Regions from separate parts of the Homo sapiens genome. Here region 1 is linked to region 2. A link is an interaction called in ENCODE POLR2A ChIA-PET data of the cell type or tissue named here. Cell type or tissue: OCI-LY7. All regions are shown on one strand. Links, peaks and the distances in the headings refer to the core of each region. The heading gives the core; the rest is flanking DNA.

Evidence for each region. Peaks named below come from ENCODE experiments on the same cell type or tissue, not always from the same donor. Only the 100,000 strongest peaks of a DNase experiment are listed, where the experiment ranks them.
Region 1: POLR2A ChIA-PET joins it to region 2 with 6 read pairs; 19 of 35 experiments call an interaction of 5 or more read pairs at or near these places.

The regions. Positions count from the first base shown.
Region 1 is chr10:63,616,388-63,623,640 of GRCh38, reverse strand. REEP3 (receptor accessory protein 3) reads right to left here. Exons shown (of 8, transcript NM_001001330.3): 7 at 3,841-3,986; 8 at 1-2,828. The coding sequence ends at 2,772. The region is part of intron 1 of LOC105378329 (a long non-coding RNA gene); the gene reads left to right. Among named protein-coding and RNA genes, the nearest start is that of REEP3, 99 kb to the right of the region's middle. In OCI-LY7, for the core only: no CTCF peak of the experiment used is centred there; no DNase peak of the experiment used is centred there.
Region 2 is chr10:63,699,811-63,707,358 of GRCh38, reverse strand. It overlaps LOC107984238 (a long non-coding RNA gene), which reads left to right and starts at 7,000. Exons shown (of 3, transcript XR_001747468.2): 1 at 7,000-7,076. RefSeq lists an enhancer at 1-446. In OCI-LY7, for the core only: no CTCF peak of the experiment used is centred there; DNase peaks (open chromatin) are centred at 2,718 and 4,098; H3K27ac peaks cover 680 bases.

The DNA of each region.
Region 1 (7,253 bases), core at 1-5,000, 83 kb after region 2:
GGTAAACTAACGAATGGGTCAATTCTTACTCCTAAACAAACTCTGGAAATAGTTAAATACTAATGGACAAGTTGAGTAAATGTACAGCAAAATAAAATACCAGCTGCAATTTCTGTATAAACTCAAACATCTACCAAAATAGTTCCCTAAATAGGTTTGTGCATCTAATCCCGTGCTCCATGTGCTGGCAGAGGAAAAAGCAAGGCACTGTGGTCTATGGATACATTTACCTCTTTTAAAACCAGTAGACTTAAAAGGAGAAACAAAAAAAGATCTGTTCTACCTTAAAAGAAACAAAAATGTACAGGCTAATTAGACAAAGTTCAAAGAAAAGGGCCCCGCTAAAACACATGTACAGGAAAAGAACCAAAATTTAAGAAATGTAGAAGAGAAAGAAGAGTAAAATGATATCAACAGTGTATAATGATGTAAGGAAAGATATCAGAGGAAGCACTGTGAATGTGAAAAAGTGCAGTTAAACAGGACTTGTACTACCTCTTTGAGACTATCTTTGATAAAGAATTTTGAGTCTAGAAGTACAGAGTAATAAATAATTTCTTCAATTTAGAACAGTAATATGAGTTTACTAAAGAATAGGTTTAATACTGGGACCAGACTTTAGAGAGATAAAATGGTGGCTGGGTGCGGTGGCTCACGCCTGTAATCCCAGAAGTTTGGGAGGCCGAGGCGGGCGGATCACGAGGTCAAGAGATGGAGACCATCCTGGGCAACATGGTTAAACCCTGTCTCTACTAAAAAGACAAAAATTAGCTGGGCGTGGTAGCACGGGCCTGTAGACCCAGTTACTCGGGAGGCCGAGGCAGGAGAATCGCTCGAACCCGGGAGGCAGAGGTTGTAGTGAGCCGAGATCGCGCCACTGCACTCCAGCCTGGTGACAGAGCAAGACTCCGTCTCAAAAAAAAAAAAAAAAAAAAGGTAAAATGGTGCAAATCAGCTCCCACAGATAAAGTTCTTGACTCACATGACCTTATTAGGCAACTTCAGATGATACTGTCTTTGAGTAGGAAAGACAAGGACAGTGTAACAGTTATATTAAGAAGTCTAGTACCAGGTCATATAAATAAAACTCTGTTCCGATAATTTACAATTAGAATTCATAGAAATTTGGAATAGAAATTAGAGTCCTTCCAGAAATTAAGAGGCTAAAAATTAGGGTAAAGTAGATAGAGTTATTCAGAATTAAACGTTGGGAGAAGAAAACTGAATTAATTTTACTTGTTATATATGAAGAATGTGAAATAATCCATAAAATATTTTATGACTAGTATCATGAGACAATGTATGCATTATACCAAGGTACTCCTGTGTAAACATTATGTTCTTGGCCAATACTCTGAGGAAGTCCTGAATATACATTACCAGCTGGCTTCATTTCTTAAAAGGGAGACAGATCAAAGACCTCTCGAATCTCTCTCATCATTTTATCTTTTGGACAAACAAATAGAACAGTCAAGTAAATTACCTGAACAAGCATAATAAGTACAAATTTGATTACTGATCACTAAAACCACCAAAAATATATTGACTTAGGGTTCATAATGCATAGTTATCAGTTCAAGCTAAGAAAGCCTTAAGAATTCAATAACTCAAAATCTCTTTGAGATTTAAAGTTAAAAAGTAATATGTTTCTAATAATTTCTAATGTGCAGGATTAATGACAACTGTATTTTGCATTGGCAAATTATCTCAGCCAGAAGAGATTCAAATGATTTTCGTCAATGCCAGTTTATAAACTAGCAGCACATGTCAATGCCAAGCTTGTGAATGGATTGGCTGAGAAAAATTATATGAGTTAGAAGGGATCTAAGTGCTATACTGGTCACTGATTCTATTTCACAAAAGCTACCATTTTTAAAAGCTGAAAATGTAATTGGTGTTGACAAAAACATGTTAAGTTCAATTACTCTGTATAGCTAAATATAGAAAATTGGTTAATGTTTAAAGCAACTTCTTATTTGTTAAGAAGATAATTAAAAATAGTTAAAACTGAACAATTAGCTATACTTTTATATTATTAAAATCCAATGAATTTAACAAATGAAACCCACAGGAAAAGAGATGATATAATTCAAGGCATAGATTTGACATGTCAGAATACGGCAAAAACAATAAAGATAGCATCAGTAAAACAGTTGTAAAATAAGTAAACAATTTTCAAGTGTGCAAAACTAGTCAGGAATAAAAGTGCTATGTGTGGATACCTGGTTTTCAAATATTTGTTTCAAAAACTTTCAGCTGATGGTGGAAAAACTAGAAAGTATTATATAAGTAAAAATTTAAAGAATATATAAAACCTACTTTATTATCTTACATTATGTCCTTGTTATGTCACTGCTGAATCTGAGGCCTATTTAATTACCAGATACAACACAAAAGGAGGTAAACACAGTACATCACAAAGGCTGATTTATCCTGAACCGTAAAAAGGCTCCTTTCAAGTATACTGTGGATTTGTGTTTCATCTTATATCTCAGGCACTCTAGGCTGTTGATGAATTTGAAAACGGACAACATGATTTTCTATAATTTCTAATATACATATTTAGTACATCTTGCAGAACTGCCTTTAGTAGTCAATATTTGGAAGCAATTGTTACAGAAATAAAAACAATTTAAATTCATGAAAGTAAACCCCATCACTGCCACAATTTAAATAATCATTTTAATGTGTAAATCCTGAATATATCATGTTAGAAGATGAAGTCGATGTATTTAGCATAATCTGTCTTGGGATATTTGACGTGTAGATGACTAAAAATACACTTGTGGTCGTTTCTTCACTTTGTATTTTAGTGACCCGTACCGCACCTGAAGAGAGAAATGTTTTATTATTAAGAATTAGATGATTACTTTAAAAAATTACATCAGATTTAATAGTTCATAATCATAGTAATTTTTTTACCTTTTTGATATAAAGAATGAATTCTCTTAATAAATGTATATAAGACAGCACTACTTATAAACTCATAAAAAATGTAGTTGGTAATATTTAGATATATGTTACAGATTATTACTAATAACATAAAAACATTAATCCTATTATTTATGTTTTGCTTAGTACAATGTCAATGAACATTGATTATAATGATCAGAGGCCATTCACAGTCCTCCACTGCTTTCTGGGTATAAAGACAATATGTTATTATGGTTAACTGTTTACTATTTAATCTTCATGTAGCATTAGTTGAAAGCAAAACTGTGTGGTTAATTTTATTCATTGCTTTCTTTGTTTATGCATAGGGCTGGGACTGGGTATTTGAACTATGTGATTTGCTAAATGAGAATGCCATTTTCTACGTATAGCAGAAGATTAAGAGTTTACCATTTTCAAAATTTCCTGATATCCTGATACATTGATCTGAATAAAGAATTTTAAATATAAACTGCTGGCCAGGTGAGGTGGCTCACGCCTGGAATCCCAGCACTTCGAGAGGCGGAGGCGAGAGGATTGCTTGAGGCCAGGTGTTCAAGACCAGCCTGGGCAACATGGTGAAACCCTGTCTCTACAAAAAATGAAAAAATTAGCCAGGTGCGGTGGCATGTGCCTGTAGTTCCAGCTACTTGGGAGATTGAGGTGGGAGGACTGCTTGAGCCCAGGAGTTTGAGTGAACTGTGATTACGCCACACTGCACTCCAATTTGGTTGACAAAGCAAAAAAGCTCTATCCCCAAAAACTAAAAAAAAAAAAAAAAAAAAAAAAAATCAAACTGCTGTTCTACCATTCCAATCCTTCATTTATGGATCATTAATATCCTAAATGATAACACAGCAGGGAAATCCTTCACTAATCATTAGGAAAACAGCTCTACACTTAACCAACCTCTTTGCGGCCTTTGGTGGTTTTCACAGATTTCATGCTTTGCGATCTTCGAAGCCCTTTGTGTGTTAACATCTCATTATCTGAATATGGCCCCTCTGCTTCTTCATCTGTTTTCTCATCTCCGTCTTTCAGTGGAATTCCATAACCTAAACAAGTTGTCAAAAACAGCATGTTTTGGTAAAAGGACACCAGTCAGCGCCGGCTCTTTGACCCATCTGTGTACAGTTCTTTGTATGGTTTGCATTTCCCCCAGTTACTCTTTTTGCATCTGGAATGTGCTCCATGCCCTTTATCATTAAGCTTTGCCTCGCACTATTCCAGGTGAAACTCATAACTCATTTCCTCCAGGAAATTTTCCCTGATCATTCTTATTTTTACTATGCATTTTTAAAAATAATTATAAAATAATTTATTTTTGAGTAGGTAACACACCATCTTGTTAAAAAATTCAAGAATATAAATAGATATAGAGCAAAAAGTCTCTTCCCACCTTTCCTCCTCTTCATGAATTCAACCCAAGCATTTGTGTTTTAGTCTGTCATTTGCACTTTTGCCTTGAATTAGGAATTAAGGCTTTTCCGTTCTATGTGTCGTATCTTTTGTCAAGACTGGGAATGGTAGGGTTTACTTAAGGCATTGAGGAAGACCCCAGGGGGCTAGAACTTTGGGCAAAATAAGGTCACTGGGGGCAGGTGATGAGGATGGGGATGTTAGCTGCTATTGCAGTTGCTGAGATAAAACCCAGCCAGGTAGGCTGCAGTAATTAGAAGTACCACAGACTGTGTGACAGATACTAGTCAAAGAAAATAGAATCAGGCAGATCAGTGAGAGATCACGCGAGTATGCTAGAAGGCTGTTATGTGTAGCTATAAAGACTTACTACGGGCCAATATGCAAACATCCACACAGTCAGGAAGTCTGAGAGCATCTTGAGGCTTGGCCTCAAGGACGAAAACTCTTCCAACCCTGAAGCTGAGGTTCTCAAACTTGAGCACGTCAGAGTTACCTTGAGAACCTGTTAATACAAGTTCTGACAACCCCAGAATTTCTGATTCAGCAGATTTGAGGTGGGGCTGAGAATCTGCATTTCTGACAAGTTCCCAGGTAATGCTTGTGCTCATGGTCTGTGGTCCACACTTTGAGAACCACTGCCTGAGGATGCTGGAGACAGCAAGACAGGGGCCCAAGTCTCAGACAACCAGAGTACTAAGTAGGTTATAAAGAAAGGGGTGAGATTAGAAATCCCCATGAAGAGGCCGGGCATGGTGGCTCACGCCTGTAATCCCAGCACTTTGGGAGGCCCAGGCGGGTGGATCATGAGGTCAGGAGATCAAGACCATCCTGGCTAACATGGTGAAACCCTGTCTCTACTGAAAATACAAAAAAAATTAGCCAAGCATGGAGGCAGGCGCCTGTAGTCCCAGCTACTCGGGAAGCTGGGGCAGGAGAATGGCATGAATCCGGGAGGCGGAGCTTGCAGTGAGCTGAGATCGCGCCACTGCACTCCAGCCTGGGTGACAGAGCGAGACTCCATCTCAAAAAAAAAAAAAAAAAAAAAAAAAAGAAGAAGGAAAGAAATCCCCATGAAGTTATAAATTCTCCTTTAATAAAAATAAGGAGCATAAGGAGCATAAATACTTAAATTGTCAGGTGAGGAGAAAGTGGAAGGACTTACAGCCAGGCGCAGTGGCTCACACCTGTAATCCCAGCACTTCGGGAGGCCAAGGTGGGCGGATCACCTGAGGTCAGGAGTTCGAGACCAGCCTGGCCAACATGGTGAAACACCCGACTCTACTAAAAACACAGAAATTAGCTGGGCGTGGTGGCAGGAGTCTGTAATCCCAGCTACTTGGGAGGCTGAGGCAGGAGAATCGCTTGAACCCAGGAGGTGGAGGTTGCAGTGAGCTGAGATTGCACCACTGCACTCCAGCTTGGGTGACAGAGCAAGACTCCATCTCTTTAAAAAAAAAAAAAAAAAAAAAAAAAAAGAGTAGAAGGATTTCCAGGCTTAGGAGAAGGCACGGGATAGATTCCGTGCATGTGATAAAAAATAAAACTGGGGTGGGCTTTGGTGGCTCATGCTGATAAAAAATAAAACTGGGGTGGGCTTTGGTGGCTCATGCCTGTAATGCCAGCACTTTGGGAGGTCAAGGCAGGTGGTTCGCTTAAGCTTAGGAGTTTGAGATCAGCCTGGGCAACATGGTAAAACCTTTTCTCTACAAAAAATACAAAAATTAGCCGGGTATGGTGTTGTGCACCTGTAGTCCCAGCTCCTCCAAAGGCTGAGGTAGGAGGATCACCTGAGCCTGGGAAGTCAAGGCTGCAGTGAGCTGTGATCATGCCACTGCATTATAGCCTGTTTCAAAAAATATACATATTAAAAAAATTGAATACATGTTTATTGGTCTGCTCTTCTAAGACACGAATAATTTGAGAAACACTAAGCAAACTACAAAGAGTTGTTAATAAGCTTGTTACTCTCATAATAACATAAGCAACTTGCATTGTATATTAGTCAGGTATAATTTTATGTTCTTAGACTTCTAGGCTAGAAGTCAGAGGAGATTTGGAAGTGGAATCAGTCCTTATTTAGGCCAAGATCCTTTGTTTTCTTGCAGTGGTCCAAGGAAGTGTGTGTGTTCCGGGTGGAAGAAACAGCATGCACAGAGGCAGTGAGGAGAGTAGCTAGGGCTTGGGGATTGCTTGGAAGAACTGCAAGGAGGCCAGTGTGGCAAGGAAGGGGATGGATCAGTGGTCCTGGAAAAAAGCTCCTGAAGCAATATTAAGTGTGGAAAAAAAAAATGTACATATAGAAACAAACAAAGGAAAAACATAAATGAAAGGATTATATCTCATGGAAGTGAGCTTTCAGGTGATTTTAAATTTTTTCATTTTTTCTTTTTTTACTTGCCAAATTCTTATTTTTAAAAAATGTTTATTTTATAATTGAGAAAAATAAACCAGGCTTCAGGTTTAGGTTGTCATTTCTAGATTTTTTTTCCTATTGATGTTTGCTTATATAGTATTCCTGATCCTAATATGGTAAAACAGAATGAGGAATCAAGGAAAAAGTCAGAAAGGAAGTAACTGTGATAAACAATTTCTCTAAGGCCACAAATGTAGCATAAGAGCACAGTTCAACAAACCCAGTCCTTGCTATTTTAACTGCCTCTCATTTTGTATGATTAGGAATTGGAATTTCATTCAAAAGCTGATTATACATCTTATTCTTTTCTTTTTTCCTAATTCCAGCTAAAAAAAATCTTATTAGCTATCTAATTATAGCTTCAGGAAAAGTGATGGATTGATTCATTACTCCACAAGTATTTTTAAAATTCTATTATGAATGAGGCAGTGTGCTGAATTATGAGGATACAAGGATGAAAAAGACACAGCTGTCTTTTTCTACCCTC
Region 2 (7,548 bases), core at 1,191-6,190:
AGCCATTACTCTCTGCTGGTACACAGAGGATTTCTGTGTCTGAAATTAACTGGTTGTTTTGCCACAAGAACTCAAGCCCAGCCTTGCCAACAGTGTGTTGCACTTATCTGAGCTAACCACATCTAAACATTAGCATATCCATAATCTTTGTAGTCTCTACATGTAAGCAATTTTTAGATAATTGATTGAAAGCCTATCATTACTTATATAATAATCGTTGTAGAAAATAATCTGAAAAAAAACAACTACCCAGTTAGTGCTTTCATCAATAAAAAGTCAAAGCACAGCAATAGCTAACAGCTCTCTTTTTTGCCTTATGGTTATGCCACCTCCGCAAGTAAACTGAATGCAACAGAGAGCTGCACTAATAAAGTATTCCAGTTAAAACTGGAAAGGAAGACGGGAAAAATTAAAGTTCCAAAACCATGTCTTAATTTCCAAAGCATCTTAAATGAGTGCCTTTATAAGAAATGTTAACATTAACACCTGGGAATATACAAGGGATTATTTTTTAATGCGTGCATTGATACTAGCAGAATCTCCTAACTGGCTAATCTAGCCACAAACGCAGAGAAATTTTATACATATTCTTAAGTTCAAGCCAGGCACGCTGGCTCACACCTGTAATCCCATCACTTTGGGAGGCCAAGGTGGGCAGATAACCTGAGGTCAGAAGTTCCAGACCAGCCTGGCCAACATGGTGAAACCCCGTCTCTATTAAAAATACAAAAATTAGCCAGGCGTGATGGTGGGCGCCTGTAATCCCAGCTACTCGGGAGGCTGAGGCAGGAGAATCGCTTGAACCCAGGAGGTGGAGGTTGCAGTGAGCTGAGATGGCGCCACTGCACTCCAGCCTGTGCCACAGAGCAAGACTCCATCTCAAAATAAATAAATAAATATTAAAAAATACATATCCTTAAGTTCTGACAACATTGGAGCCATTCTCCCATATGACAGTAATTGATTAGGACAGAATATCTGCTGCTCCCTTTAGTGAGGACATTTAATGTTCTTTTCAATAATCTCCAGTTCACCACAGCCCCCACTACGGTCTCTCCTTGGCGACCATGGGGGATTAGTTCCAGGGCCTTTGTGGATACCAAAGTCCATAGCTGCTCAAGTCCCTTATTTAAAATAGTGTAGTATTTTCATATAACCTACACACATCCTTCGCATACTTTACCTGTAGATTACTTGTAGTATTTAATATAAATGCAATGTAAATATTTGTTATATTGTATTTTTAAATGTGTATAAATTTTTTTGTTGTATCTTTTTTTAATGGAGGTTTTTTTCTGAGTTATTTTCAATCTATGGTTGCTTGAATCTGTGGATGCAGAACCCGAGAATATGGAGAGCCAACTATATTCCCTTTTGTCTTAACCAGGTCCATTTCACATTACTTACTTGATTCTGGTAGGCATTTGAGTTTGCAATCCCTGATAAGTAGATTCCTAAGTTACTCTTACTGTTTAAATATAATAAACAGAAATAGAAAAAAAAAATTTTTTTTGAGACGGAGTTTCACTCTTGTTGCCCAGGCTGGAGTGCAGTGGCGCCATCTTGGCTCACCGTGACCTCTGCCTCCTGGGTTCAAGTGATTATCCTGCCTCAGCTTCCTGAGTAGCTGAAATTACAAGCACGCACCACCACACCTGGCTAATTTTGTATTTTTAGTAGAGACGGGGTTTCTCCAGGTTGGTCAGACTGGTCTTGAACTCCCGACCTCAGGTGATTCGTCCGCCTCGGCCTCTCAAAGTCCTGGGATTACAGGCATGAGTCACTGCACCTGGCCAGAAATAGAAAAATTTTAAAGAATGTAAAAATTTTAAAAGCTTATCCAGCTGGGTGTGGTGGCTCACACCAGTAATCCCAGCATTTTGGGAGGCCGAGGTGGGTGGACAACCTGAGGTCAGGAGTTCAAGACCAGCCTGGCCAACATGGTGAATCCCATCTCTACTAAAAATACAAAAATTAGCCAGGCGTGGTGGCATGTGCCTCTAATCCCAGCTACTCAGGAGGCCGAGGCAGGAGAATCGCTTGAACCCAGGAGGTGGAGGTTGCAGTGAGCCAAGATCGCACCACTGCACTTCACCAGCCTGGTCAACTGAGTGAGACTCTGTCTCAAAAAAAAAAAAAAAAAAAAAAAAAAGGCTTATCCACATTGCAGGTTGGCCAATCTTGTTTTCAATTTTTCTTCACTAAACATGTACTGAGCATCTTATTTGCGCTCCTCACTAAACATGTACTGAGCATCTTATTTGTGCAGGACAATGTGCTAGATGCTCTACATAAAAACATAAGATATTGTCCTTGCCCTCTAGTTACTTGTGTTGTACTTGAAACAACAGGTCACAGAAGAATGCTTTAAAATCCTATCTTAAAAATCATTAAAATAAGGCTCAGAGACTTTAGACTAATTTACCCAAAACCACAGAGATTAGAGCTTATCTTTTCTGTTTGATGGATCTCTACCTCTCGATTGATCAAAAACTTCAATACCTAATATTTGAGTAGCACAGTGTTCTGGGATGTAAAGTTCCATAGGGTACAGGCTTTATCCTCAAGAAATCTACATTTTAGTAGAATTGCAAAGACATTAAACACATAATTAAAATATTTGGTGGTATGTGATGAGCGCTTGACAGTGGAGCAAAAAGCCCAGCATAGCACTCAGGGATCATTTCCTGTGCAGGTGTTTGAAGAAGACCTGATCCCACCTCTAAGGCTTAAGCAACACTTGTGAAGACATCAACATCCTTGACTTGATTAATCTAACCTTCAACCAAGGCTGTGAGCTAGCTGAAGAAGGTTTCAGGTTTTCCCTGGTAAACCCATATAATTCTGACCAGTGATGGCAGGGAAAGTTTAAACAAGGAAGTAGTGGTGTAGGCAGTTGGCAAGAGGAGAAAAACCAGAAAGTCCTAAAGAGAAGGGAGCTTAAACAGGTACTCCAAGAACCACAGGGAGCCTCTGGAAAACCTTCAGATTCGTGATCCTTGCCCACTTGGATTCCTAAACCTGCACTCAGATTTCACCAGTAATGGGGATCAAGAGACTCAGGGTCAGATGGTGACTTTTATGTGTGTCTTGAGCCTCTTCACAATATGACCCATTCTTCTCCTTTCCATTTCCTATGCCTCCCCTCCCGCCTCACTGACCATCCAGCTCCGATCTATATGTTCTTCAACGAGGAGCTGACCTCAACAGGTTGCCTTTCCTGAGCTCCAGTGTCACTGGCTGCCCTCTGTGATTGGGCAATGTGAGGCGCAGGCTTGGGAGTGTAGAGGAGATGAGGAGTGGGAAGAAGCCTGAAGCCACAGCTCCTCCACCTTGGATGGTTTCTCAGGTGACAGACAGGTCCCTTCTCTGGCTTCAGCTCCTGCTGGGCAGGCCTGCCGTGGTTCTAGCCACTGCCAGCTGACCCTGGCTCCTGGGGCCTTACCTCTTTCACTTCTTTTTCTGTTGATAAACCCGTTTGGCTTCCAGCTTCTCCAGCACCTGTGTAAACAATTCCTGTACCCAAATTGAATTTCTTCTCTTGTAAATACTTAAAGTGGTTTCTGATTTCTTTGCTAGATCCTAATTGATACATATATACATGAAGAATTGATATATTAAATGGTGACTTGCCAAGTAGGGCAGTTACGATATTCGAGCCTAGAACACAAAGACTGTCTCCTCCTCGCCCCCAATATGCAGGAATTGCTTAGATGACTCTTCAAACAGATTTACCTCAGGAAGAACTGGGCCACCATCTGAGCAAGAGCAATCGTAATATGAATCCACTGTCCTTGAAGTGTGTTATAAGCAACCAAACACCCCATGGTTGTCATACCATTGGCTCAACTATGAAAAAAATACGAGTATGTGATGGACATGCGGTGCAGCCCATAAACTCAGTGTGCCAAGAGCTCTTGCAGTTCTTGAGTTCATTTATATTAGCAGAAGGTTTTAAAGAGGTAGTGGGAGAAGATGAAAGCAGAAATGTTTATATTTTTTAAAAAGAGGAAGGCAGAGATGAAAGTCAGAAAGAGAAGGGGCGAGAGGAGCTAGCCCATAGGTCTACTGGTGTGAGGATGATGCAATCAATTCCCAACTCAGCAAGGCATAGAAAGGGAATGAACTAGTAGCCCAAAGAGGAAGTGGGACAAGAGCTAGTTCCTCCTTCATCAGTTACCCCCATGGCTTCACAGTCTAGTGGAAATGCTCACATTTTGGAAAGGCAGATATTCTTAGACAAATACAAGTTGAAAACTGCACTTCACATAAACAAAGAATGATTTGCAGATTGACTTCCTTGTTACCAATTCAAATATAAAAAGCCTCTCTCCTTTAGCATATATAGTAAAGGATGGCTTACATACTAGATTTCTTCTGTTGCCTGGATTATAAATTATGAAAAATTACACAAATTATATATATATATATATAGTACACACAGTGTAAGCATATATACAAAAATATCTATATATACAAAAATTATACAAATTCTAGAATTATACAATTTCTAAGCCATTAAACCAAATGTTCTATGCCCCATCTTCCAGGACCTGTTGTTTTTTTAAACAAGCCTAAATACACATACACCCTCCAAACACTTCTCGAGATATTTTAAATAAACTCATTTTATTAAATCAAGCTGAGATTTTTTATTTTTATTTTTTTAGAGATGGGGTTTTGCTATGTTGTAGACACTGGTCTCAAGCATCTGGGCTCAAAGGATCCTTGGGCTTCACCCTCCTGAGTAGCTGGGACTACAGGCGCACACCACTGCACCCAGTGTGGTTTTTTATATTATATATTCACCTGCATTGTTCCATGAAAAATGTAATATAAATGCAAGCACATGCTGCAGATGCTAAATTAGAAAAACATCTGTGCTTTTTACATCATCCTGCCTTAGAAAGAAGGCACCCAGGACAATCCCAGCAGCTGGCACACTCTACGTGGTGTGCTCATTACCACAAGTAAATAAAGTCAGTAAATTACTGGCAGAGCACAGGGGGCATGATGAGATTAGGAAATAACCCTTTCATCAAACTCTCTGCACATTGCATATTGCCTGGGCAAAAAGCAAATAATGATGATCAATGGGGAATTAATATTTTAGTCAAAGAGGAATGGAGATGAATATATACTATAAATTATTAACCAGCACTTGTACTCTATCCCCTTGGCACAGCATGAAATAGGCTTCTAAAGAAACAGGATACATATCTTCTACTTACTTAGCAATGTTTTCTTCAACCAATGAATAATATTCATAAAGATGCAAATCTCTAAGACATTCAAGAGAAAAAATATATACCTGAATTTCTCTACCTTTCTGTAAGAGAATGTAAACCAAACATAAATATTCTTATGCTTATACTTATATAAATAGATATGTTTTATGTGATATGTCCATAAATATTACTGTGCTATAGCAGAGAAACAGTCATTGGGCTGGAAATTGAGACGCATCAGTTCTAGCTCACCCTTGGCTATGACCGGCAGTGACATTTTAAACTCTCTGGGCCTTTGTTTTCTCAACATAAAATAAGGGGTTAGATCAGAGATGACCTGGAAGAACACTTTCCACTTTCAAATTCTTCATAAGGGCCTTATAATGAGCAACATGTAAGAAGGACTTGGAAAAAGTGAGGTGGGCTCCAGCATAAAAATGAAAAACATTATATAAAAATTGCCGGCGAGGTGCGGTGGCTCATACCTGTAATCCCAGCACTTTGGGAGGCCAAGGCAGGTGGAACACTTGATGTCAGGAGTTCAAGACCAGCCTGGCCAACATGGGGAAACCTTGTCTCTACTAAAAATACAAAAATTAGCCAGGTGTGGTGGTGGGCACCTGTAATCTCAGCTACCTTGGGAGGCTGAGGCAGGAGAATTGCTTGAACCCAGGAGGCAGAGGTTGCATTGAGCCAAGATTGTGCCACTGCACTCCAGCCTGGGTGACAGTGCGAGACTCCATCTCAAAAAAAAAAAAATGCCAATTATTGAAGCCAAGGAAATATATACTGGTACAGGAGAAAAAAGATATCTATATCTATATCTATATCTATATCTATATCTATATTTATATATACAAACACATAATCATATACATATATAAATTGCTACTCTCTTAATAAAAAAATTATGAACCAATAATTGTACACATAAGCAAAGGAGTTCTGTATTTGCATAGTATCATGAAAGTTACACAGGGAATAATTATTCAATCATTTGCACTGAAAATCTGAGAAACAGTAATACTTGAAATATTGAGCAATCATAGACTTGTAATTTCCTGAATATGCAATTCTAATAAACAAAGGGGAAGGCAGCATTCACTACATGCTTTAGAAGAGCCTAAAATTAATTACTTGGTTACTGTTTGCCAAAAGCCCACAACAGGAAAACATAATATTCTTTATAATACAAAGTAGGCTGTGATGAGGCTACTTATAGGGAGGTATTCATAAGCTCAAGAGAACACAGAGGAGGGGTGACGGGAACCATGAGAAGAGAAATCACTCTAATTGTTTAGGATTCATTTTGAAAAATAAGGAGAAGCCTCTGAATGACCTCTGTGGCACAGGAAACAGTTTGTGCTTTTGGAAGAAATCCAGTAGATGTCAGAGCTTAAAGAAGTTTGGAGATCATCTAGTCTTATCTTTCCATCTTAGAGATAAAGAAATGAAGGCCAGAAAGGGTATCTAGTTTGCCCTGTGCTAAGTATTTGGCAGAGTTAAACTAGAAATAGTCTTCTAACTCCCAATCCAGCTTGCTTTTCCTTACTGCCTCCCTTTTCTCTGTGTAGGTCCAAAACAAATCCTTTCCTCACGGATTTATGGCAATGGTCCTCCTGGGATGAATAGAATATACTGTTACTTCTCCCTCCCTGAGAAGTTCTTCCCAACCCATAAAGTTTTTCCCAAGCTGACTAATGCTTTGCTTGGTCAGAATTGTTTTTGAGCCATCGTTCTAAATATCATCTCCCAGCTGAGTGATCTGAGACTCAAACTATTCATACCCACTGACATTACTGTGTTACTCCCGGGACTGCAAGAGCCAGCCTGGCCTGTGTGATGGAGGTTAGTGACTCACTGACCAAGTATCGTACAAGGGAATATGATCTCTCAGAAGGGCTCTAGGTTTTGATGTTAGGTGGCATATAAATCTCTCTGTATCTCAGTTTTCTTGTCTGTTACCTAGGGACAAATATTTATTTAAATTTTCTAAGACTGCAGACATAAAAAATAATTGTTAATGGTTTTAATCTGATTTCATAGACACAACTTTGATTCTTCAAGCAGGAAGCAGATCTTAAAAATTATCTAGTTTATTTCCTCTTTTCACCAGAGAGGGGAAAAAAAGATAAGAAAGATTTTGATTTGTTCAACATTACCCAGCTGGATGGTTTTAGAGTTGGAAAAACTGAGCCTTTTGACAAGCAGTTCACTGCTTTTGGCTCTATGCCCTGCCCCATTGCTCACCCTATTCAGAGTTCTTTATAAATGGGACTATCTAGAATTTGTAAAATAATATACTCATATCGAGTCTTGG